2 separate regions of the Mus musculus genome follow, and region 2 is linked to region 1. Evidence: chromatin loops called from intact Hi-C (ENCODE). Cell type or tissue: left cerebral cortex. All regions are shown on one strand. Links, peaks and the distances in the headings refer to the core of each region. The heading gives the core; the rest is flanking DNA.

The links. Hi-C counts contacts between places; a loop is a spot of excess contacts. Peaks named below come from ENCODE experiments on the same cell type or tissue, not always from the same donor. Only the 100,000 strongest peaks of a DNase experiment are listed, where the experiment ranks them.
Region 2: a loop joins it to region 1, with 4 times the contacts of the local background. A loop is called at or near these places in 5 of 42 quality-filtered maps.

The regions. Positions count from the first base shown.
Region 1 is chr17:40,279,428-40,291,520 of GRCm38, forward strand. No RefSeq gene overlaps it. Among named protein-coding and RNA genes, the nearest start is that of Crisp1, 34 kb to the right of the region's middle. In left cerebral cortex, for the core only: a CTCF peak has its summit at 6,224 (motif pointing left); no DNase peak of the experiment used is centred there.
Region 2 is chr17:40,151,551-40,163,643 of GRCm38, forward strand. No RefSeq gene overlaps it. Among named protein-coding and RNA genes, the nearest start is that of Pgk2, 51 kb to the right of the region's middle. In left cerebral cortex, for the core only: a CTCF peak has its summit at 6,336 (motif pointing right); DNase peaks (open chromatin) are centred at 6,091 and 6,598.

The DNA.
Region 1 (12,093 bases), core at 2,276-10,275:
GGATACAAATTAGAAAGCAAGAAGTCAAATATAACTTTTTGCAGATGATATGATAGTATATATAAGTGACCCTAAAAATTCCACCAGAGAACTCCTAAACCTGATAAACAGCTTCAATGAAGTAGCTGGATATAAAATTAACTCAAACAAGTCAATGACCTTTCTCTACACAAAGGATAAACAAGCTGAGAAAGAAATTAGGGAAACAACACCCTTCTCAATAGTCACAAATAATATAAAATACTTTGGCGTGACTCTAATTAAGGAAGTGAAAGTTCTCTATGATAAGAACTTCAAGTCTCTTGTGAGACTATGCCGGGGCCCAGCAAACACAGAAGTGGATGCTCACAGTCAGCTAATGGATGGATCATAGGGCTCCCAATGGAGGAGCTAGAGAAAGTAGCCAAGGAGCTAAAGGGATCTGCAACCCTATAGGTGGAACAACATTATGAGCTAACCAGTACCCCGGAGCTCTTGACTCTAGCTGCATATATATCAAAAGATGGCCTAGTCGGCCATCACTGGAAAGAGAGGCCCATTGGACTTGCAAACTTTATAAGCCCCAGTACAGGGGAATACCAGGGCCAAAAAGGGGGAGTGGGTGGGCAGGGGAGTGGGGGTGGGTGGATATGGGGGACTTTTGGTATAGCATTGGAAATGTAAATGAGTTAAATACCTAATAAAAAATGGAAAAAAAAAAAAGAAACTTTAAAAACAAAAGTGACCTTTAACTGTACACTTAGAGCTCAATGCAAATCATTTGGTTGGAAAAGAAGGCTGCTAGAAATTTAAATGAGAGGAGCAGATAAAGTGAGTTATCTCCATGAAAATGAGAGCCTGGAAGCAGTGTAGACCTGAGAGAGGCAGGGACTGTTGACCTAACTCAGAACTGATGTCAGATAACCCAGACCCCAGGCCTGGAAGGACTACAGAAGACAGCTTGATTTTGCTACTAGCTATTCTTATATTAATAGTACGATAATTAAGCCTACACTTTGTATTCTTCCCTCCCTTGTATGTTTATAATAAATTTATGGTTATGAAAAAAAAAAAAAAAAAAAAAGAACTTCAAGTCTCTGAATAATGAAATTAAAGATCTCAGAAGATGGAAAGGTCTCCTATGCTCATGGATTGGCAGTATCAATATAGTAAAAATGACTATCTTGCCAAAATCAATCAACAGATTTAATGCAATCCCCATCAAAATTACAACTCAATTCTTCAACGAATTAGAAAGGGAAATCTGCAAATTCATCTGGAATAACAAAAAACCTAGAATAGCAAAAACTGTTCTCAAGGATAAAAAAAAACCTCTGGTGGAATCACCATGCCTGACCTAAAGCTTTACTACAGAGCAATTGTGATAAAAACTGTATGGTACTGGTATAGCGACAGAGAAGTAGACCAATGGAATAGAATTGAACACTCAGAAATGAACCCACACACCTATGGTCACTTGATCTTTGACAAGGGAGCTAAAACCTTCCAGTGGAAAAAAAGACAGCATTTTCAACAAATGGTGCTGGCACAACTGGTGGTTATCATGTAGAAGAATGCAAATTGATCCATTCCTATCTCCTTGTACTAAGGTCAAATCTAAGTGGATTAAGGAACTTTTCATAAAACCAGAGACACTGAAACTTATAGAGGAGAAATTAGGGAAAAGCCTCGAAGATATGGGCTCTGGGGAAAAATTCCTGAAAAGAACAGCAATGGCTTGTGCTGTAAGATCGAGAATCAACAAATGGGACCTCATATAATTGCAAAGCTTCTGTAAGGCAAAAGACACTATCAATAAGACAAAAATGCCACCAACAGATTGGGAAAGGATCTTTACCTATTCTAAATCAGATAGGGGACTAATATCCAATATATATAAAGAACTCAAGAAGGTGGACTCCAGAAAATCAAATAACCCCATTTAAAATGGTGCTCAGAGCTAAACAAAGAATTCTCATCTGAGGAATACAGAACTACCTGAAAAAATGTTCAGAATCCTTAATCAACAGGGAAAAGCAAATCAAAATAACCCTGAGATTCCACCTCACACCACTCAGAATGACTAAGATCAAAAATTCAGGTGACAGCAGATGCTGGCAAGGATGTGGAGAAAGAGGAACACTCCTCCATTGTTGGTGTGATTGCAAGCTTGTACAACCACTCTTGAAATCAGTCTGGCAGTTCTTCAGAAAATTGGACATAGTACTACCGGAGGATCCCGCAATACCTCTCCTGGGCATATTTCCAGAAGATATTCCAAATGATAAGAAGGACACATCCTCCACTATGTTCATAGTAGCCTTACTTATAATAGCCAGAAGCTGGAAATAACCCAGATGCCCCTCAACAGATGAATGGATACAGAAAATGTGGTATATTTACACAATGGAGTACTACTCAGCTATTAAAAAGAATGAATTTTTGAAATTTCTAGCAAAATGGATGGACCTGGAGGGCATCATCCTGAGTGTGGTAACCCAACCACAAAAGAACTCACACAATATGTCCTCACTGATAAGTGGATATTAGCTTCTGAAGCTTAGAATACCCAAGATATAAGATACAATTTGTGAAACACATGAAACTCAAGAAGAAGGAAGACCAAAGTATGGACACTTTGCCCCTTCTTAGAATTCGGAACAAAACCTCCATGGAAGGAGTTACAGAGATAGTTTTCGAGCTGACAAGAGGATGGACCATCTAGAGAATGCCATATCTGGACATCCATCCCATAATCAGGCTCCAAACGCTGACAGCATTGCATACAATAGCAAGATTTTGCTGAAAGGACCCAGATATAGCTGTCCCTTGTGAGACTATGCTGGGGCCTAGCAAACACAGAAGTGGATGCTTACAGTCAGCTATTGCATAGATCACAGGGCCCCCAATGGAGGAGCTAGAGAAAGTACCCAAGGAGCTAAAGGGATCTGCAATACTAAATACAAATTGATTCCAAGAACACATCAAAGATATCTCTTGTGGTAATTTCTTGCCCAAGTAAGCCTGTATAAAAACATACACAACTCAGTTATTATATTTATAAGCTATATGCCTAGATTGGGATATATATATATATATATATATATATATATATATATATATATATATATATCTGACTTTATTTCCCAGCTATGAGAATATTATAGTTATTATATTTATAATCTTATATGCCTAGATTGTACATATATATATATATATATTTATCCCTTAGCTATGAGACCCCTTGCTACTTGAGGCTTCTCTAGGCTATGTGATTCGGCTCCATCTTCCTTCCACTTCCTCCTCCTCTAACTCTGAGACCTCAAGCCCAACCTTTTCTTTCTTTCCTCTGCCCAAGTATTGGCTCTAGCCTTTATTTGACCAGTCAGAATGGAGAAAAGTTTCAGTGAAATCACCAGAGTATATTAAAAAGAAAGACATCATGAATTTTAAAGGCAAGTGGATACAACTAGAAAATATCATCCAAAATGAGGTAACTGAGGCTCTAAAAGACATGCATGGTATGTACTCACTTACATTATAAGTAGATATTAGTCTTAAAATATAAGAAAACCATACTACACTGCACAGACCCAAAGAAGCAAAATAAAAAGAGTGGGCCCACTTAAGGATGCTTAAACCTTTCTCAGAAGGAAATAAAATAGATAATGAAAGTGTATGGAAAGAGGAAAGTGGGAGACAGAGAGGATGGGTAGGGGACTAGGGTGAGGAAGGGTGCTCAGATGTAGTAAAAACAGAGGAGAGAGAATGAAAATAGGCTGAGGGCAGGTAGTGAGGCATTTATAAGATGCAACAGAGACCTGCACGTGTGGAACCCTCAGAGAGTGCATGGGGTGAAACTAGATGAGACTTAGCAGTAGAACATATGGAGCCTTAAGTCATCACCTACTGTAGCCAGGACTTTCAGTGGAGAAATAAGGACAGCAACCCACCTACGAAACCTTTGACCCAAAATGTTTTCTGCCTACAAGATGTGCAGGCACAAAGATGGATCAGAGACTGAGATAACAGCCAAACAATGACTAACCCAAATTCAGACACTTCACATGAACAAGAACTAATCCCTGACATTATTAATCATACTCTGTTTTGCTTGTAGACAGGAGTCTAGCATGACTGTCCTCTCAGAGTATCCACCAAGCAGCCAGTGGAAACAGATGCATGGACCCAAAGCCAAACATTAGAATGAACTCTAGGGTTCTTGTGGGAGAGTTGGGAAAAGGAATGAAGGATCCTAAGAGGAAAGGGACTCCACAAGAAGATCCATCCCATAATCAGCTTCCAAATGCTGACACCATTGCATAGACTAGCAAGATTTTGCTGAAAGGACCTAGATATAGCTCTCTCTTGTGAGACTATGCCAGGGCCTAGCAAACACAGAAGTGGATGATCACAGTCAGCTATTGGATGGGTCACATGACCCCCAATGGAGGAGCTAGAGAAATTACCCAAGGAGCTAAAGGGAACTGCAACCCTATAGGTGGAACAACAATATGAACTAACCAGTACCCCAGAGCTCTTGTCTCTAGCTGCATATGTATCAAAAGATGGCCTAGTCGGCCATCACTGGAAAGAGAGTCCCATTGGACTTGCAAACTTTATATGCCCCAGTACAGGGGAACGCCAGGGCCAAAAAGGGGGAGTGGGTGGCTAGGGGATTGGGGGGTGGTGGGTATGGGGAACCTTTGGGATAGCATTGAAAATGTAAACGAGGAAAATACCTAATTAAAAAAAAAAGAAGATCAACAGAGTCAGCTAACCTGGCCTCTTAGAAGCCCCCAGATTTTGAACCATCAACCTAAGAGGGAGCATAGCCTGGAACCCCACAAATATGTAGCAGATGTGCATCTTGGTCTTCATGTAAGTTGCCCAAAAACTAGACTGGGTTATGTCCCTTATCCTGTTGCCTGCCTGTAGATCTTTGTCTCCTAACTAGGCTGCCTTGTCTGTCCTAAGTAGGAAAGAATGCAGAGAGGATGCATCTAATACCCTAGATTTGGGGTCTGGTATTAGGATGTAATATGAATGAAAAAACAAGTATTAAATACATAAATAAATAAATAAATGTTTGTATGTTAAAATATTGGGAAAATGACAAACTAAAATTCAAATGCAATTACCTATCACTTAAATGTGTCATAGAAGAACTATTGATTTCAAATATTTGAATTTTCACTTGAGATAAAGGAGGAATGGCAGGGACCAAGTAGAATATCTCTAAAACAACTGAGTAGATGGCTGATATTTAGGAAACATGCTCAGAGAGATGAATAAAAATGAGCTTAACCTTGCCTATTTGGACTCCTGGACAAAAATCTCCTGTTCATGGGGATGAAAAGGCCACTTTTGTGGACTTTGTTGGTTCTGAAGATGGAACATGAAAATCAAAATATTTTCTGCCCATATCAAAGTACAGAAGCTCTTCCAGTTTTCCATATTCTAAGCATTTAGCTCTCACTCTTTACAGTATCTTTCCATTTCCTGCATCACTAGTTTAACATGTGCTCATATTGGATTGAGGATTTCTACCTGGGCCTGAATGAAAATAAAACTGTAATTCATGTAATGTATGTCAAATAGCCCAAAGAGTTGTTTGTGAGCTTTGAAACCTGGGGCTGAGAACATAGCAGAACAGACCAGGACATACCCGGGCAGGCCCATAGCCTCCCTATCTCCCACCCCTCTGACCTAAGTTAAATGTTACAGGCTGCTGATGTTTAAATGGACCAATCATGTGAAACCATGCCAATTCCTCCCCCAGCCCCACTCCTTTTCTATAAAAACCCCTAGCTTCCAAGCCTCATGGTCGAATCCACTGTCTCCTGTTGTGTGAGATACGTTTCGACCCGGAGCTCCGCCATTAAAATACCTCTTGTTGTTACATCAAGGTGTTGTGTTCTATTCGTGATTCTTGGGTGCACGCCGAATCGGGAGCTGAGTGGGGGTTTCCCCACTGAGTTCTTTCAGGCCACCACACTATTTAGAATATTCTTTACAGTGATAAGAAAACACCCGAATGTAAAGACAGAACCTTTTTTAAATTTCATATACACCTTCTTTGTCTAATGTTGTACAAATATATTTTTAATATGGATAACATTGCTTCTTGTGTATAAAAAATTAATGACCAATCATAAAACTGAAGTAAAAACTAAAGTAAAAACTCAGTTAATTGGCATCAGGAAAACTGCCTCACACAGTGAGCAATGTTGCCACCTTGTGGTTACATGTTAATTTCAATTTTTCAATACTTTCCTTGAACTCATAAAAAAACTGAATAATTAATATGTACAAAGTGTACGTTGTAATTTTATAACTAGTATTATTATGCAAACTGTTACAAATAAACATGAGAAAATCAGACAACTTTAATATATTCACAAATAACTTTCATAAACAAGCAATGAATTATGGTTTATTTGGCATTTTTTATGTCAATTTCTAAATGCGATAAGAAAGATATTATTTAAATGTTCTTTCCTTAATGGGCTAGACTGTGTATCATTATATTGAGGTATTTTCTTTTTAAAAATTTTTTATTATATATTTTTTTATTTACATTTCAAATGTTATCCCCTTTCCTAGTTTCTCCTCCGAAAATCCCTATCCCCTCCCATCTCCCCCTGCTCCCAAACCCACCCACTCCCATTCCTGGTTTTGGAATTCCCCTATACTGGAGAATAGTCTTCACAGGAAAAAGGGCCTCTCCTTCCATTGATGACCGACGAGGCAATCCTCTACTACATATATAGCTAGAGCCACAAGTTCCATCATGTGTTCTCTTTGATTGATAATATAGTTCCAAGGAGCTCTGAAGGCACTGGTAAGTTCATATTGATGTTCCTTCTATTGGGCTTCATTTCCCTTCAGATCCCTATGTATTTCTCTGGCTCCTTCATTGGGAACCTTGTGCTTCATTCAATAGATGACTGTGAGCATCCACTTCTGTATTTGCCAGGCACTGGCAGAGCCTCACAGGAGACAGCTATATCAAATTACTGTCAGTACGCTCTTGTTGGCATTTGCCTAGGGTCTGGGTTTGGTGACTGTTTATGGGGTGAATCCCCACGTGGGGCAGTCTCTGGATGATCATCCCTTCAGGCTCTGCTCCAAACTCTGTGTCTGTAACTCCTTCCATGGGTATTTTGTTCCCTATTCTAGGGAGGAACAAAGTACCCACACTTTGGTCTTCCTTCTTCCTGAGTTTCATGTGTTTTGCAAATTGTATCTTTGTTATTCTAAATTTCTGGGCTAATATCCACTTACAAGTGAGTGCATATCAAGTGACTTCTTTTGTGTTTTTTTTTTTTTGTTGTTGTTTTTTTTTTAACCTCACTCAGGATGATATCCTCCAGATACATCCATTTGCCCAAGAATTTCATAAATTTTCACACAAAGTTAATAAGAAATTACAGGGACTAGGTACAAACTTACCTAACAACTACAGAAAAGATGGCTGAAACTTGTGAATTATTATCAGACAAGGCGAAATAAACATGACACTACACTTGCCCTTTTGGCTTCTCATAGACAAATTCTATGTCATGAAGGAGAAAGGGCCAATTCAATGGACTTCCTGGGCTCCTAGGAGAGGACATGTCAATCCAAATAGTTTCTGCTTATATCAAAGTAACAAGGGCTTCCAGTTTGTCATCGTCTAAGCAATCAGCTTTCATTTTTATCATATATTTCATGATGCTGTAATCCTAGTTATATATTGAACTCTATTGGTTTGAAGATTTGAATCTGAACCACCAAATTATCTAGAATGCTTCCTACACTGCAGGAAAATAAATCATCAAAAGTAGAGCCAATGGACAGAGAGAGGATGCAGTTTTCATCCATCTTCGTTTAATAATACTGCACAAGTAATTATTTTAGTTTGTAATTATTTTAAGTGTGTAAAAAACAAATGAACAATCATATTCAAAGGGATGCAAAAGTGAGTTAATTACAAGCAGGACAAAACGACTCCACACGCTGAAAGTAATGTTGCCATCTTGTTGCTACATGTTAATTGCAACTTGAAAACCGTTTTTTTTTCCAATTTTTATTAGATATTTTCTTCATTTACATTTCAAATACTATCCTGAAAGTCCCCTATACCCTCCCCTGCCCTGCTCCCCTACCCACCCACTCCAACTTCTTGGACCTGGTGTTCCCCTGTACTGGGGCATATGAAGTTTGGTAGACCAAGTGGTCTCTCTTCCCAATGATGGCCAACTGGGCCATCTTCTACATATGCAGCTAGAGACACGAGCTCTGGAGGATACTGGTCAGTTCATACTGTTGTTCTACCTATAGTGTTGCAGACCACTTCAGCTCCTTGGTTACTTTTTCTACCCCCTACATTGGGGGCCTTGTGTTCCATCCAATAGATGACCATGAGCATCTACTTCTGTATTTGCCAGGCACTAGCAAAGCCGCACACGAGACAGCTATATCAGAGTCCTTTCAGCAAAATCTTCCTGGCATGTGCAATAGTGTCTGCGTTTGGTGGCTGACTATGGGATGGATCCCCAAAACCGTTTTCTTTAGTTGATTTAATAAATCCAACTAAATACTTTAAATATGCATAATTATAATCTGTAATTTAAAACATAGCACAATTATGCAAACCATTTTCATAAATCTATACATAATCATATCAAGTAATATTAATATACTCACAAGTATTTTTCCTAAATATGCCTTGAATTTTGGTTTAGTATTTTGGGGTTTTTTGAAACAAATTTATGATTCAGGCTACTGTTTGTGTTTTGTTTCTCTGTTTTACATGGAGTCATTTTATGTAGCTCAGGGTGATCTTGAAATCCTATTCAGCTTACTGAGTGCTATATTCCCTTGCTCAAAGTTCTCATTGTTCTAAAGTGCCATTATTTTAATTACTCCTTCTTACTATGTTTAATATGTTAATAGAAATCCCTTTTGTTGTTTCTTCCATGTCTGTCACATGATTTTAGAGATTACAGTGCTGTCACATTATTCCATTTTAGCTTCTTTCATACCCACACCCACACTGATATTTACTTGTTCTGTAGTTCTTTTTCTATGATATTGTAAATCCTAGGCAGAATATGTTTTCCATGTGTCTTCAAGTTTATATAATTTTTAAAGTTTCATAGTTTAAAAACATTTTGGTTGTGATCATTCTCTTGGCAACTGCTTTACATAGGCCTGTGACTTCCATCAAAAGAAAATTAGAACAAGCATACTTTCACTCTTAGATACATGCAATCTTAATCCTTAACTGAGCTGAAGGGCAAGTCAGCAAACTTTATGTGTATGACCATCTACTATTTTTCTCAAAGAAGAATTATCTAGACTGTTCTCTCTCTACCCACTTGGCTAGAATATGCCTAAACAATATATAATCCCTTTATTTCAATGGATACCCAGTGCTGATAATGGCTTGGATGTATCTTCACATGATCTTAGAATGTGCCTATATTCAAATGTTACAGAATAAATAAAATAATCTATTTCGTGGAGATGTCAAATTTCAACCATATTTATTACAATAGTTGAGTCAAGATAAAACATTTATTCAATTTACACTGGGTGATTATTTTTTCCTAGAGGCTGTATTATGTAATAGGGTTCTGAATACCACCCTTACCAAATGATGCTGCAAGTCTGTACCAAAACCCTCTATGGGATAAGTAAAATCTTGACGATCACTCACGTGGGATTAATCTATCCCTTCTACAGAACCACTAGTTCATGTAATAGTGTTCTGTCAATCATCTACACAGTTTGTAATGCGTACAGTATATAGTACAATCTTCCTCTAAGTATCAGGTAGAAGGTTGTAACCATGGCAACATAGAAAGTTGAAAAGTGGATATCACTCATCTTCCTATAGGTCTTACTAAAGCCTATAGTGCTGTACTTACCAAAATCTGTCACAAAATACACAGAACCAGTAAGAAAAGTGCTTAAAATAAAAATAATTTGAAGACCATTTTGTGCCAACAATTAATTTTCAAAAACTAAGGTGAACACCAATTGGAAACTCTAAATAACTCGCTGGGGGATATATATTACAGTGGTATATATTTTTTAATTGCTTATGTCTCTATTTTGAAATCATCCTAATATTGGTGATGGCCTACACTGTATTCTCAGAGTTGAAAAATCAACTTTGGCAAAACATAATGCACACACACACACACACACACACACACACACACACACACACACAGACACCATGAGAAAGAGCTTCTTCATTTTTCTAAAAGATCTAGACAGTGAAACAGCATGAAATATGGAAGCCAATGGAGAAAATACTCATGGAGATGTGGCCTTCGTACTGCTTAGGTACCTTGTTTCTTTGCACATGAAGGATACATTGATACTTAGACTACCACAGTGAAAGGTGGTCAGAAACTTCATTTCACTCAGATATTACTCACAAAACACATTTTGGTAACAGATTCTCTTAACTTTATTGTGAATATTTTATCTAGCTAGACAGAGTACATTTTTTATTTAATTTATTTAATTAATTAGTTTCTTACTTATTGACTTTACATCTGCTCACTGCTCCCCTTCCCTCCACCCTCTCCCAAAATCCCTCCTGCATCTTTCACTCCCATTCTTTTCTCATGGGTGACCCTGCTTGCTATTGCTCAAACCTGGCATTTAAAGTCAAAAGAGTACTTTTTTAAGCCTCCCATGTTATACAGGGGCAATCTCCCTACTGACAATAATGAGAATAAATGAAAATAATTCTGCAACTTGTGCCATCAAAACTAACCTGTGATTCACCTGATTCCTGTCTAAGTTCGATAATGTAATAGCAAATCATGAGAGGTGTCTCCTTGGTCTTAACTGTGAACTTTACAGTGCCACATTGACAGGCAAGATGTCCTCACCTGTGTGGTAATAGTATAATTGTTGTGGATGTAACTACATGCTCTCTGTTGGCATTTGATGTCCACTCCATGGGGATAAATTCATGCATCTTACTGTAAACTCAGTCAAAAAATTATATATGAAGAAGTCTTAAGCACTGATTGGTAGCATGATATTGCTCTATAAGTAAGTTGACATGGCCCTAGTGCCTTGTAAATACTTAATTTCTTACCATGGTCAAATGGGTCAGTACATGCTGTTTCCATCAGTGTTCCCTTTGTAATAAACACAAGATACTTATAACTGCTTAATATTGATAATAAATGATGACTGAGTGTACAGTCCTAAAATAGACATTTATACCATCTCTTCCAAGTTTCAGGAACATTGTGAAAAAACAGAAGAGAAAAAAACCTTTGTAGAACCCTAAATCAGGAGAAGCACTTCAAAAGGTTAACTTCCTTATTCTTTTTTCTTTTTTTTTTCTTTCCTTTTTTTTGTTTTTGTTTTTGTTTTTTATGGTCAGAGTACTTTATTACAGTATGGTAGGGAACAAATACACACTTTTATTTTCTTCTTTTTTTATTAGATACTTTTTTCATTTACATTTAAAATGCTATCCCCTTCCCTAGTTTCCTCTCAAAATGTCCCCTATACCCTCCCCATGCCCTGCTCTGCAGCAACCCTTTTTTCCAGACAGGGTTTCTCTGTGTAACCCTGGCTGTCCTGGAACTCACTCTGTAGACCAGGCTGATCTTGAACACAGAAATCTACCTGCCTCTGCCTCACAAGTGCTGGGATTAAAGGCCTGTTCCACCACTGCTGGGCCACAAAATGTTATCTTCTAGTATGTACAATCCTCTTGATGGTGACCCAAAGTAGTTGATGTTGCTTTCAGTTGGGCCTAGGCAAGAATGAGCTGGTCAGTCATATATCAAAGATGGGTCATAGTACCCTTTGCTCAACTTTGCTAAACTATTATTTACTAGTGTATTCTGGGGAAAGGACTTATTAGAAGACTTATACATGAAACCAACAGAGGTAAAAGGTCAGATCCAAACCTATTATGACACAGACTATTTAGTTAAAAAGAGTGTGTGATAAAAGACAAAGGTATACATGTAAGAAAAGTGGTTGTGAGGAAGGTATAAATGTGTCAAAGGGGTTAAACAGTAAATAGACAAGTGCAATGGCTTTGAAAGTCATTAGAATGCATCATCTAAGTATAGAAAATTA
Region 2 (12,093 bases), core at 1,752-9,751, 130 kb before region 1:
GGACAAGCCACAGTCAGAGACAGCAAGACCAGCTAACACTAGAGATATCCAGATGTTAAGAGGCAAGATCAAGAACATAAGCAACAGAAAACAAAGCTACATGGCATCATCAGATCCCAATCCTCCCACTACAGCAAGCCCTGGATACCCCAACAAAGCAGAAAAGCAAGACTCTGATTGAAAATTACATCTCATGGCGATGATAGAGAACTTTAAGAAGGTCATAAATAATGCCCTTAAAGAAATAAAGAAGAACACATGTAAACAGGTAGAAGCACTTAAAGAGGAAACCCAAAAATCCCTTAAAGAATTACAGGAAAACACAAGAAACAGGTGAACTAAACAATCCATGATTTAAAAATGGAAATAGAAACAATAAAGAAACCATAAAGGGAGAGAGCCCTGGAGATTAAAATCCTAGGAAAGAGATCAGGAGTCATAGATGCAAGCATCACCAGAACACAATAGGTAGGAGAGAGAATCTCAGGTGCAGAAGATGCCATAGAAAACATTGACACAACAATCAAAGGAAATGAAAAATGCACAAAGATCCTAACCTAAAATATCCAGGAAATCCAGGACACAATGAGAAGACCAAACCCAAGGATAATATTTATAGAAGAGAGTAAATGTCCCCAACTGAAAGGGCCAGTAAATATCTTCAACAAAATTATAGAAGAAAACTTCCCTAACCTAATGAAAGAGATGCTCATAAACATATAAGAGGCCTAAAAAACTCCAGATAGATTGAGCCAGAAAAGCAATTCCTCTTGTCACATAATAGTCAAAATAGCAAATGCACAAACAAAGAAATAGTACTAAAAGCAGAAAGGGGACAAAGTCAAATAATATATAAATGCAGACCAATCAGAATTACACCAGATTTCTCACCAGAGACTATGAAAGCTAGAAGATCCCGAGCAGATGTTATACAGACCATAAGTAAGACCATCCAAGCTTCTTTTGACCATAAGTATTTTCTATTGATTTTCCATTCTGTTAATCTCCAATTTCCTGACCAAATTGCTATTCTATTGGCCACACACCAAGAGTCTGTAAAAAGGTGTAAGTGTTTTCCATCCTTATGGGACTGTTTAGCTAACAATAGTGCTGTAATCACTTCTACATGTTGTGCTGATTTGCTCTTTCCTTCCTCTATTGCTACCATTCCATCTTCCAGCCAGAAAGATGCTGCTTTCCAGCACACCACATTGTTTTTAGTGGTGGTTGAGCCAACAGTAAAACAGGTATTAACCAGTGAAAGGAATATTGATCTGCTCCCCCACACCCATGTTCCTTGGGTGCCTGTTTCTGGGGAGGGGAGGTGTTGAGTGTGATTGGTACCTGGCTTTCATTAATTGATGCCAGTATGTGCTTTGACATCATTGGTACCTGTGCATTCAGGTTTGCTCTTCGAAGTAACTCTGAGAGGTACCAATTCCATTGCAATACCTTTCCTTCCATCATCAGCCATGACCATGACTCTTCTGGTGCCTTTACCCATTTGAGAATAGGCACAGTGGATTGGAGTACCACCGGGTTCTGTCTTTGTATACTGTGGCATGTGCAGAGTTCTCCATATTCCGTTCCTACTGTTTTTCAAAGAGTGAATATTTGGCATCTGACCAAGGGTAGTGTTTGCGATAAAAGCCAATTGGTTTAATCTGTGGTTGCTTAACGAATATATTCCAATTGTCATATCCCATTATAAGGAGGATATCTATTATCTCTGTGCTATCTGCATTGATATAAATTAAATTACTAAATTGCTTTGTGTATTCTAATATATTTTTTACTGCTTCTTCCTGAGGTAATCCCTAATGGAAATCAGATGCTATTTTCACTATGCTTTATAATGCTTGGAGCAACAACTGCAGGTATGGTAGATGTTGCCACCAATACTCAAATACATCTATTTAATGCTGGGTTTCTGTCTTATTCTGAGATCTTGGTAAGCTTTTTAATTGTTAATTACTTCAAGGGAAATAGATGGTCCTCTAGTTGACCAGTATACTCTGAGGAACTTCACTTCCACTGCTGGGACTTTTACTTTGTCTTCATTAATGATTCATCCTTTATTTGTTAGGTGTGCAATTAAGTCTTCTACTGTTTTATGTAATATTTGGTTATCATTTGTTATGAACAGAAGGTCATCTACATATGAAAAATTGTTAATTCTTCTGTTGTGTGGATTGAATATAAAGCCCATCTCAGTGCATTGTGTGCTATGATTGGGGTGTTTTTGTATCCTGGTGGAAGTCCAGTAAATTGATATTGTTTTCCTTCCAATGAGAAGGTGGTGATTTTTCTAGATTTGAGATTTAGGGGAATGCCAAAAAAAAAAAAATGTCTGTTAGGTCTATTGTGACTAACCATTTCTCTTTCGCTAAATCAGTACCATGCAGTTTTTATCACAAATGCTCTGTAGTACAGCTTTAGGTCAGCCATGGGATTCCACCAGAGGTTCTTTTATCCTTGAGAAGAGTTCTTGCTATCCTAGGTTTTTTGTTATTCCAGATGAATTTGCCGATTGCCCTTTCTAATTTGTTGAAGAATTGGATTGAAATTTTGATGGGGATTGCATTGAATCTGTAGATTGTTTTTGGCAAGATAGCCATTTTTACTATATTGATCCTGCCAATCCATGAGCATGGGAGATCTTCCCATCTTCTGAGATCTTTTTTAATTTCTTTCTTTAGAGACTTGAAGTTCTTATCATACAGATCTTTCACTTCCTTAGTTAGAGTCATGCCAAGGTATTTTATATTATTTGTGACTATTGAGAAGGGTGTTGTTTCCCTAATTTCTTCCTCAGCCTATTTATCCTTTGTGTACAGGAAGGCCATTGACTTGTTTGAGTTAATTTTATATCCAGCTACTTCATTGAAGCTGTTTATCAGGCTTAGGAGTTCTCTGGTGGAATTTTTAGGGTCACTTATATATACTATCATATCATCTGCAAAAAGTGATATTTTGACTTCTTCCTTTCCAATTTGTATCCCCTTGATCTTTTGTTGTCGAATTGATCTGGCTAGGACTTCAAGTACTATGTTGAATAGGTAGGGAGAAAGTGGGCAGCCTTGTCTAATCCCTGATTTTAGTGGGATTGCTTCCAGCTTCTCACCATTTCCTTTGATGTTGGCTACTGGTTTGCTGTAGATTGTTTTTATCATGTTTAGGTATGGGCCTTGAATTCCTGATCTTTCCAAGACTTTTATCATGAATGGGTGTTGGATTTTGTCAAATGCTTTCTCCACATCTAACAAGATGATGATGTGGTTTTTGTCTTTGAGTTTGTTTATATACTGGATTACATTGATGGATTTTTGTATATTGAACCATCCCTGCATCCCTGGGTTGAAACCTACTTGGTCAGGATGGATGATTGTTTTGATGTGTTCTTGGATTCGGTTAGCGAGAACTTTATTGAATAGTTTTGCATCGATGTTCATAAGGCAAATTGGTCTGTAGTTCTCTATCTTTATTGGGTCTTTTTGTGGTTTAGGTATCAGAGTAATTGTGGCCTCATAGAATGAGGTGGGTAGAATACCTTCTGTTCCTATTTTGTGGAATAGTTTGTGAAGAACTGGGATTAGATCTTCTGTGAAGGTCTGATAGAACACTGCACTAAACCCATCTGGTCCTGGGATTTTTTTTGGTTGGGAGACTATTAATGACTGCTTCTACTTCTTTAGGGGATATAGGACTGTTTAGTTCATTAACCTGATCTTGATTTAACTTTGGTACCTGGTATCTATCTAGAAACTTGTCCATTTCATCCAGGTTCTCCAGTTTTGTTGAGTATAGCCTTTTGTAGAAGGATTTGATGGTGTTTTGGATTTCTTCAGAATTTTTGTTATGTCTCCCTTTTCATTTCTGATTTTGTTAATTAGGATGCTTTCCCTCTGCCCTCTAGTGAGTCTAGCCAAGGGTTTATCTATATTGTTGATTTTCTCAAAGATCCAGCTCCTCGTTTGTTTGATTCTTTGAATAGTTCTTCTTGTTTCCACTTAGTTGATTTCACCCCTGAGTTTGATTATTTCCTGCTGTCTATTCCTCTTGGGTGAATTTGTTTCTTTTTGTTCTAGAGCTTTTACGTGTGTTGTCAAGCTGTTAATGTGTGCTCTCTCTAGTTTCTTTTTGGGAGCACTCAGAATTATAAGTTTTCATCTTAGAAATGCTTTCATTGTGTCCCATAAATTTGGGTATGTTGTGGCTTCATTTTCATTAAAATCCCAAAAGTCCTTAATTTCTTGATTCATTCCTTCCTTGACCAAGGTATCATTAAGGAGAGTGTTGTTCAGTTTCCACATGAATGTTGGCTTTCTATTATTTATTTTGTTATTGAAGATCAGCCTTAGTCCATGGTGATCTGATAGGATGTTTAGCAGTTTCTTACCACCACCTAGCGACTGTGCTATAAATTATGGGCCATTTACCATGCGATCAAAATTCGGGTACGCTCCTAGTCTAAATAACCTCTGGCTTTGAAGTTGAAATGATGCCTCGATTCCACCTCTGATCCAAAATGTGATGAGAAAGAGAGGGTATAAGAGGAGAGTACAAGGGATGTCAAATTGTGGCAGATGCCATAGACTTCTTAAAATCATACAGAGAGTTAGATTCAGAGAAGGTAGTATCCCTACCCATTGAAAGTAAGAACTATAACATAGTAAAGAGACAGTTCAAAAATATAAGGCTGTTTGGAAGACAGAATACCAACCTCACAATTAGATCAGGACCAAGCCAACCATGGAATCCCACAAAATTCTTGTTTTGGCAAGCTCCTTGCGGACCTTTTTTAGGACAAGGGGGGGAAAACGGCCAAGGACCCCCTCACCTAGGATTCAACCGCCAAAGGTTGAACATAGGGGCAAGACCTATGAACAAGATGCCACTAAGGAAAAACCTAAGAGGATAAGGACATCCCTTTCAACCTCAGGGACACAATTTCTAAAACCCAGTCTAGTACTACCCATTATACTACCTGAAGGCACCACCAAAATGGTCAAATGACTGTTGGACACAGGTAGTAAATATACAAATATATTAGCAAATATATATTGCTTAGATGAAGGAAAGATCCTGAATATAGGCAAGAGTAAAGGCTACATAGAAGTAGAGGGAGTTGGAGGCAGAGTCAGAACCTCTATAATTAAACTAACATTACAAGTGTATGATAGAAATTATGAATTATATTTTCTTTGTTCAGTGGCACAGCAAATATTATAGAACTACCCACAATACACAAATTATTTCCAAAATTTTTAGTTATAAAAGAATACCAACAATACTATTGGCCACAGTCAAAATTCCACAGGTAGAATTATCTAAAATGCCACCCTCTTTCACGCCACAATACCTTATAAAAGGAGGAATGGAGGAAGTAAAGGATACCATACAAACGTTATTAAAAGAAGGTATTATAGAACTAATATAAAGCTTTAACTACAACAGCCCCATTTGATCAGTAAAGAAACCCAAAGGCACATGGAAACTCACAGCAGACTACAGGAACATAAATAACCTATCAGAGCAGATGTCTGGAAAATCTTCAGGTGTAGAATATATATTCCTGCAAGTCAGGCAATCACTGGAAAGAGCGGCTCATTGGACACCCAAACTTTATATGCCCTAGTACAGGGGAACGCCAGGGCCAAAAAATGGGAATGGGTGGGTAGGGAAGTGGGGGGGGGTATAGGGGACTTTTGGGATAGCATTGGAAATGTAGTTGAGGAAAATACGTAATAAAAAAAATAAAAAAAAGAATTGGGAACAAAACACCCATGGAAGGAGTTACAGAGACAAATTTTGGAGCTGAGATGAAAAGATGGACCATCTAGAAACTGCCATATCCGGGGATCCATCCCATAATCAGCTTCCAAACGCTGACACCATTGCATAAACTAGCAAGATTTTGCTAAAAGGACCCAGATATGGTTGTCTCTTGTGAGACTATGCCGGGGCCTGGCAAACACAGAAGTGGATGCTCACAGTCAGCTATTGGATGGATCACAGGGCCCCCAATGGAAGAGCTAGGGAAAGTACCCAAGGAGCTGGAGGGATAGGTGGAACAACAATATGAACTAACCAATACCCCTCTCCCCCGGAGCTCATGTCTTTAGCTATATATGAATCACAAGATGGCCTAGTTGGCCATCAGTGGAAAGAGAGGCCCATTGGTTGTGCAAACTTTATATGCCTTAGTACAGGGCCAAGAAGTGGGAGTGGGTGGGTAGGGGAGTGGGTGGGGGAGCGTGTGGGGGACTTTTCGGATAGCATTGTAAATTGAAATGAAATAAATACCCAATTTTTTAAAAAAATCTGAATTCTACCTCCCAGTAAATGGACTGCATTTTAAACTGTAGCCACTAGATGGTGATAAGCGACTGCTAAACTCCAACTGCTAGCCACCTGCAGAATATACCAACTCTTGTGAATTGTCCTGAAATGGGGCAGAAAGCAAATCCTCCTAACAGTTGTTTATTTAATCATAAATACTAATAAGCAAATAAATGCCAAAATGTGCCGGCACTCATTCACACACACACACACACACACACACACACATACACACACACACACACTCCTCATCAACCTTTCTTGTTTGGCAGGCATGGCCTGGCTCAGGCAGTGCTCAGGTGTCCCTGTTTTTCAGATCAGATCCTATGGAGCTATGCAACTTAAGCTTGTTGTCTGAGCATCAGGCATCAGCGGTGGTTTCATGTGACTTGTTCGTTCGGCCCCAGGATCTGAGCGTTTTGCCATACCAGACCAGAGTTTTTTAAACTAAATTCAGCCAATTGTAACTAGCGCGTTTCACACGTTATTTCATGGGCTTTTATTTATTTATTATTTATTTATTTATTTATTTATTTATTTTATCTTTGGCACACACACTCCTGCTCTCTGTGGCTTGGTTTGCATAGTTATCTGGGGCCTTGGGCGCTGCACTGCCCCACTGCAGGCTCCAACAGCAGGAATGATTTGTTTTATCACTTACTCACACCTACTCTCCATGGCTTGGTTTCCCAGGGTATCTGGGTCCTCCGGAGGCGCTGCCACTGCAGCTGCTGCACTGGGCAGCTGTTTAGTATCTGAGGAAAAATACCTTCTGAGGCCATGTGTTCTTTACACTATTGTATTCTCTTAAAAAGTGATGGTAAGGCCCTATTGCTGAGGCGAACACCCACATATTCATTGAACATGGATTTTACAGTTGATGACTTGCTAGAGTCTTCATATCGTAGGCTATTGTATAGATTAGTGTTTATAACCATAGAAAAGTGTCTTGCTCAGTCCTCTTCAGAGAACTGTCCTTTTCTAGTAGATGGATACACAGAGGGATGCCTACAATTGGACCAACTGCAGATAGTGAGAAAATTGAACCATAGTTGTAAATGGGATGTCTCTATCAAAGCTCTCTCATCAGCCCACAATGGTTGTGGCAGAGAATGGTGAGTTTGAAAGAGCAAATGGTGATTCAACCAAAGAATCAAAGCTTTTTTTTTTTTTTTTTTTTTTTTAAGACTCTACATAGCTGATACACATATGAATCCACACAGATTTTATCAACTTGCACATGGTATGTACTGGTCTAAGCCGATTGAAATTCAGGTGCTGACAGGAGAAGTGAACACATTCAGTAATCCCTAACTTGGAAGATATCTCCCATTAATAACCAGTCTAAAATGAAAAAAAAAAAAAATCCCAAGAATCTCACAGGCACTTTAACTACAAATAAGAGTAGGTTCAATGCCCAGCAGAAGATCACTAACACAAATGATCTACTGATATTTTGGAGGTTTATTTTAAATCATAAAACTTTCTCTGAGTGACAAAAGGATGGACCACCCAGAGAGTGCGGCACATGAGGACCGATCCCATAATCAGCCACCAAACCCAGACACTAGTGCATACGCCAGCAAGATTTTGCTGAAAGGACCCTGATATAGCTGTCTCTTGTGAGGCTATGCCAGTACCTGGCAAACACAGAAGTGGATGCTCACAGTCAGGTATTGAATGGAACACAGGCCCCCAATGGAGGAGCTAGAGAAAGTATCCAAGGAGCTGAAGGGGTCTGTAACCCTATAGGTGGAACAACAATATGAACCAGTTACTCCCAGAGTTCCTGTCTCTAGCTGCATATGTAGCAGAAGATGGCCAATCAGTCATCATTTTAGAGAGAGGCCCATTGGTCTTGCAAACTTTATATGCCTCAGTACAGGGGAACACCAGGGCCAAGAAGTGGGAGTGGGTCGGTAGGGGAGTGGGGGGGAGGGTATGGGGGACTTTTAGGATGGCATTTGAAATGTAAATGAAGAAAATGCCTAATAAGAAATTGGGGGAAAAATCCTTCCCCTGAGCATTTAAAAAATTTTATTTGTCATTACTTTTCTATTATGGATCCCCATTTTGTGTATTCATGGGGTTTTCTTAGGTATTTTCTTGGACTGATACATCATTTTTTTTATATTTTATGTTCTATGCCTGAATTTCTATATTATAATTCCTAGATTCTATTGGTGATGCTTATAGCTGTTGTTACTGTTCTCTTCCCTAGTTTCTTCATCATCTGTGTGTACTCAGTTGGTGTTTAATTATATTTTTTTTTCAATTTATTAATTTTTGTGTAAGTTTTTTTCCCATTTTTTATTAGGTATTTAGCTCATTTACATTTCCAATGCTATACCAAAAGTCCCCCATACCCACCCACCCCTGCTCCCCTACCCACCCACTTCCCCTTTTTGGCCCTGGCGTTCCCCTGTACTGGGGCATATAAAGTTTGCATATCCAATGGGCCTCTCTTTCCAGTGATGGCCGACTAGGCCATCTTTTGATACATATGCAGCTAGAGTCAAGAGCTCCGGGGTGCTGGTTAGTTCATAATGTTGTTCTTAATTATATTTTTGATTTGCTTTTTTGTTTGTTTGTTTGTTTCTTTTTCAAGACAGGGTTTCTCTGTATAGCCCTGGTTGTCTTGGAACTCACTTTGTAGACTAGGCTGGCCTTGAACTCAGAAATCTGCCTAACCCTGCCTCCCGAGTGCTGGGTTAAGTGTGTGTGCCACCATGCTCGGCTTGTGTTTTATTTTTAATGCTTCTACTTCCAGCTTCATTTCTTGCACAGTTTTATTTATTTCCTTCAACTGATTAATGGCATTTTTCTGTATTTTTCAGGGATTTATTTGTATCCTCTTTAAAGTCCTCAAAATGTTTTATTATATTCCACTGTATTTCTTTAAGGGGTTTTTTTCTTTTTTTTTTCCATTTTTTATTAGGTATTTAGCTCATTTACATTTCCAATGCTATAAAAAAAAGTCCCCAATACCCACCCGCCCCCACTCCCATACCCACCCACTCCCCCTTTTTGGCCCTGGCGTTCCCCTGTACTGGGGCATATAAAGTTTGCATATCCAATGGGCCTCTCTTTCCAGTGATGGCCGACTAGGCCATCTTTTGATACATATGCAGCTAGAGTCAAGAGCTCCAGGGTACTGGTTAGTTCATAATGTTGTTCCACCTATAGGGTTGCAGATCCCTTTAGCTCCTTGGGTACTTTCTCTAGCTCCTCCATTGGGAGCCCTGTGATCCATCCATTAGCTGACTGTGAGCATCCACTTCTGTGTTTGCTAGACCCCGGCATAGTCTCACAAGAGACAGCTACATCTGGGTCCTTTCAATAAAATCTTGCTAGTGTATGCAATGGTGTCAGCATTTGGATGCTGATTATGGGGTGGATCCCTGGATATGGCAGTCTCTACATGGTCCATCCTTTCATCTCAGCTCCAAACTTTGTCTCTGTAACTCCTTCCATGGGTGTTTTGTTCCCAATTCTAAGGAGGGACATAGTGTCCACACTTCAGTCTTCATTCTTCTTGAGTTTCATGTGTTTAGCAAATTGTATCTTATATCTTGGGTAACCTAGGTTTGGGGCTAATATCCACTTATCAGTGAGTACATATTGTGTGAGTTCCTTTGTGAATGTGTTACCTCACTCAGGATGATGCCCTCCAGGTCCATCCATTTGGCTAGGAATTTCATAAATTCATTCTTTTTAATAGCTGAGTAGTAATCCATTGTGTAGATGTACCACATTTTCTGTATCCATTCCTCTGTTGAGGGGCATCTGGGTTCTTTCCAGCTTCTGGCTATTATAAATAAGGCTGCTATGAACATAGTGGAGCATGTGTCCCTCTTACCAGTTGGGGCATCTTCTGGATATATGCCCAGGAGAGGTATTGCTGGATCCTCCAGTAGTACTATGTCCAATTTTCTGAGGAACCGCCAGACTGATTTCCAGAGTGGTTGTACAAGCCTGCAATCCCACCAACAATGGAGGAGTGTTCCTCTTTCTCCACATCCTCGCCAGCATCTGCTGTCACATGAATTTTTGATCTTAGCCATTCTGACTGGTGTGAGGTGGAATCTCAGGGTTGTTTTGATTTGCATTTCTCTGATGATTAAGGATGTTGAACATTTTTTCAGGTGCTTCTTGCCATTCGGTATTCCTCATGTGAGAATTCTTTGTTCAGTTCTGAGCCCCATTTTTAATGGGGTTATTTGATTTTCTGAAGTCCACCTTCTTGAGTTCTTTATATATGTTGGATATTAGTCCCCTATCTGATTTAGGATAGGTAAAGATCCTTTCCCAATCTGTGGTGGTCTTTTTGTCTTATTGACAGTGTCTTTTGCCTTGCAGAAACTTTGGAGTTTCATTAGGTCCCATTTGTCAATTCTTGATCATACAGCACAAGCCATTGCTGTTCTGTTCAGTAATTTTTCCCCTGTGCCCATATCATCAAGGCTTTTTCCCACTTTTTCCTCTATAAGTTTCAGTGTCTCTGGTTTTATGTGAAGTTCCTTGATCCACTTAGATTTGACCTTAGTACAAGGAGATAAGTATGGATCGATTCGCATTTTTCTACATGATAACAAGCAGTTGTGCCAGCACCAATTGTTGAAAATGCTGTCTTCCTTCCACTGGATGGTTTTAGCTCCCTTGTCGAAGATCAAGTGACCATAGGTGTGTGGGTTCATTTCTGGGTCTTCAATTCTATTCCATTGGTTTACTTGTCTGTCTCTATACCAGTACCATGCAGTTTTTATCACAATTGCTCTGTAGTACAGCTTTAGGTCAGGCATGGTGATTCCTCCAGAGGTTCTTTTATCCTTGAGAAGACTTTTTGCTATCCTAGGTTTTTTGTTATTCCAGATGAATTGGCAAATTGCTCCTTCTAATTCATTGAAGAATTGAGTTGGAATTTTGATGGGGATTGCATTGAATCTGTAGATTGCTTTTGGCAAGATAGCCATTTTTACAATGTTGATCCTGTCAATCCATGAGCATGGGAGATCTTTCCATCTTCTGAGATCTTTTTTAATTTCTTTCTTCAGAGATTTGAAGTTTTTATCATACAGATCTTTCACCTCCTTAGTTAGAGTCACGCCAAGATATTTTATATTATTTGTGACTATTGAGAAGGGTGTTGTTTCACTAATTTCTTTCTCAGCCTGTTTATTCTTTGTATAGAGAAAGACGATTGACTTGTTTGAGTTTATTTTATATCCAGCTACTTCACCGAAGCTGTTTATGAGGTTTAGGAGTTCTCTGGTAGGATTTTGAGGGTCACTTATATATACTATCATATCATCTGCAAAAAGTGATATTTTGACTTCCTCTTTTCCAATTTGTATCCCCTTGATCTCCTTTTGTTGTCGAATTGCTCTGGCTAGGACTTCAAGTACTATGTTGAATAGGTAGGGAGAAAGTGGGCAGCCTTGTCTAGTCCCTGATTTTAGTGGGATTGCTTCCAGCTTCTCTCCATTTACTTTGATGTTGGCTACTGGTTTGCTGTAGATTGCTTTTATCATGTTTAGATATGGGCCTTGAATTCCTGATCTTTCCAAGACTTGTATCATGAATGGGTGTTGGATCTTGTCAAATGCTTTTTTTTCATCTAACGAAATGATCATGTGGTTTTTGTCTTTGAGTTTGCTTATATAATGGATTACATTGATGGATTTTCGTATATTAAACCATTCCTGCATCCCTGGAATAAAACCTACTTGGTCAGGATGGATGATTGCTTTA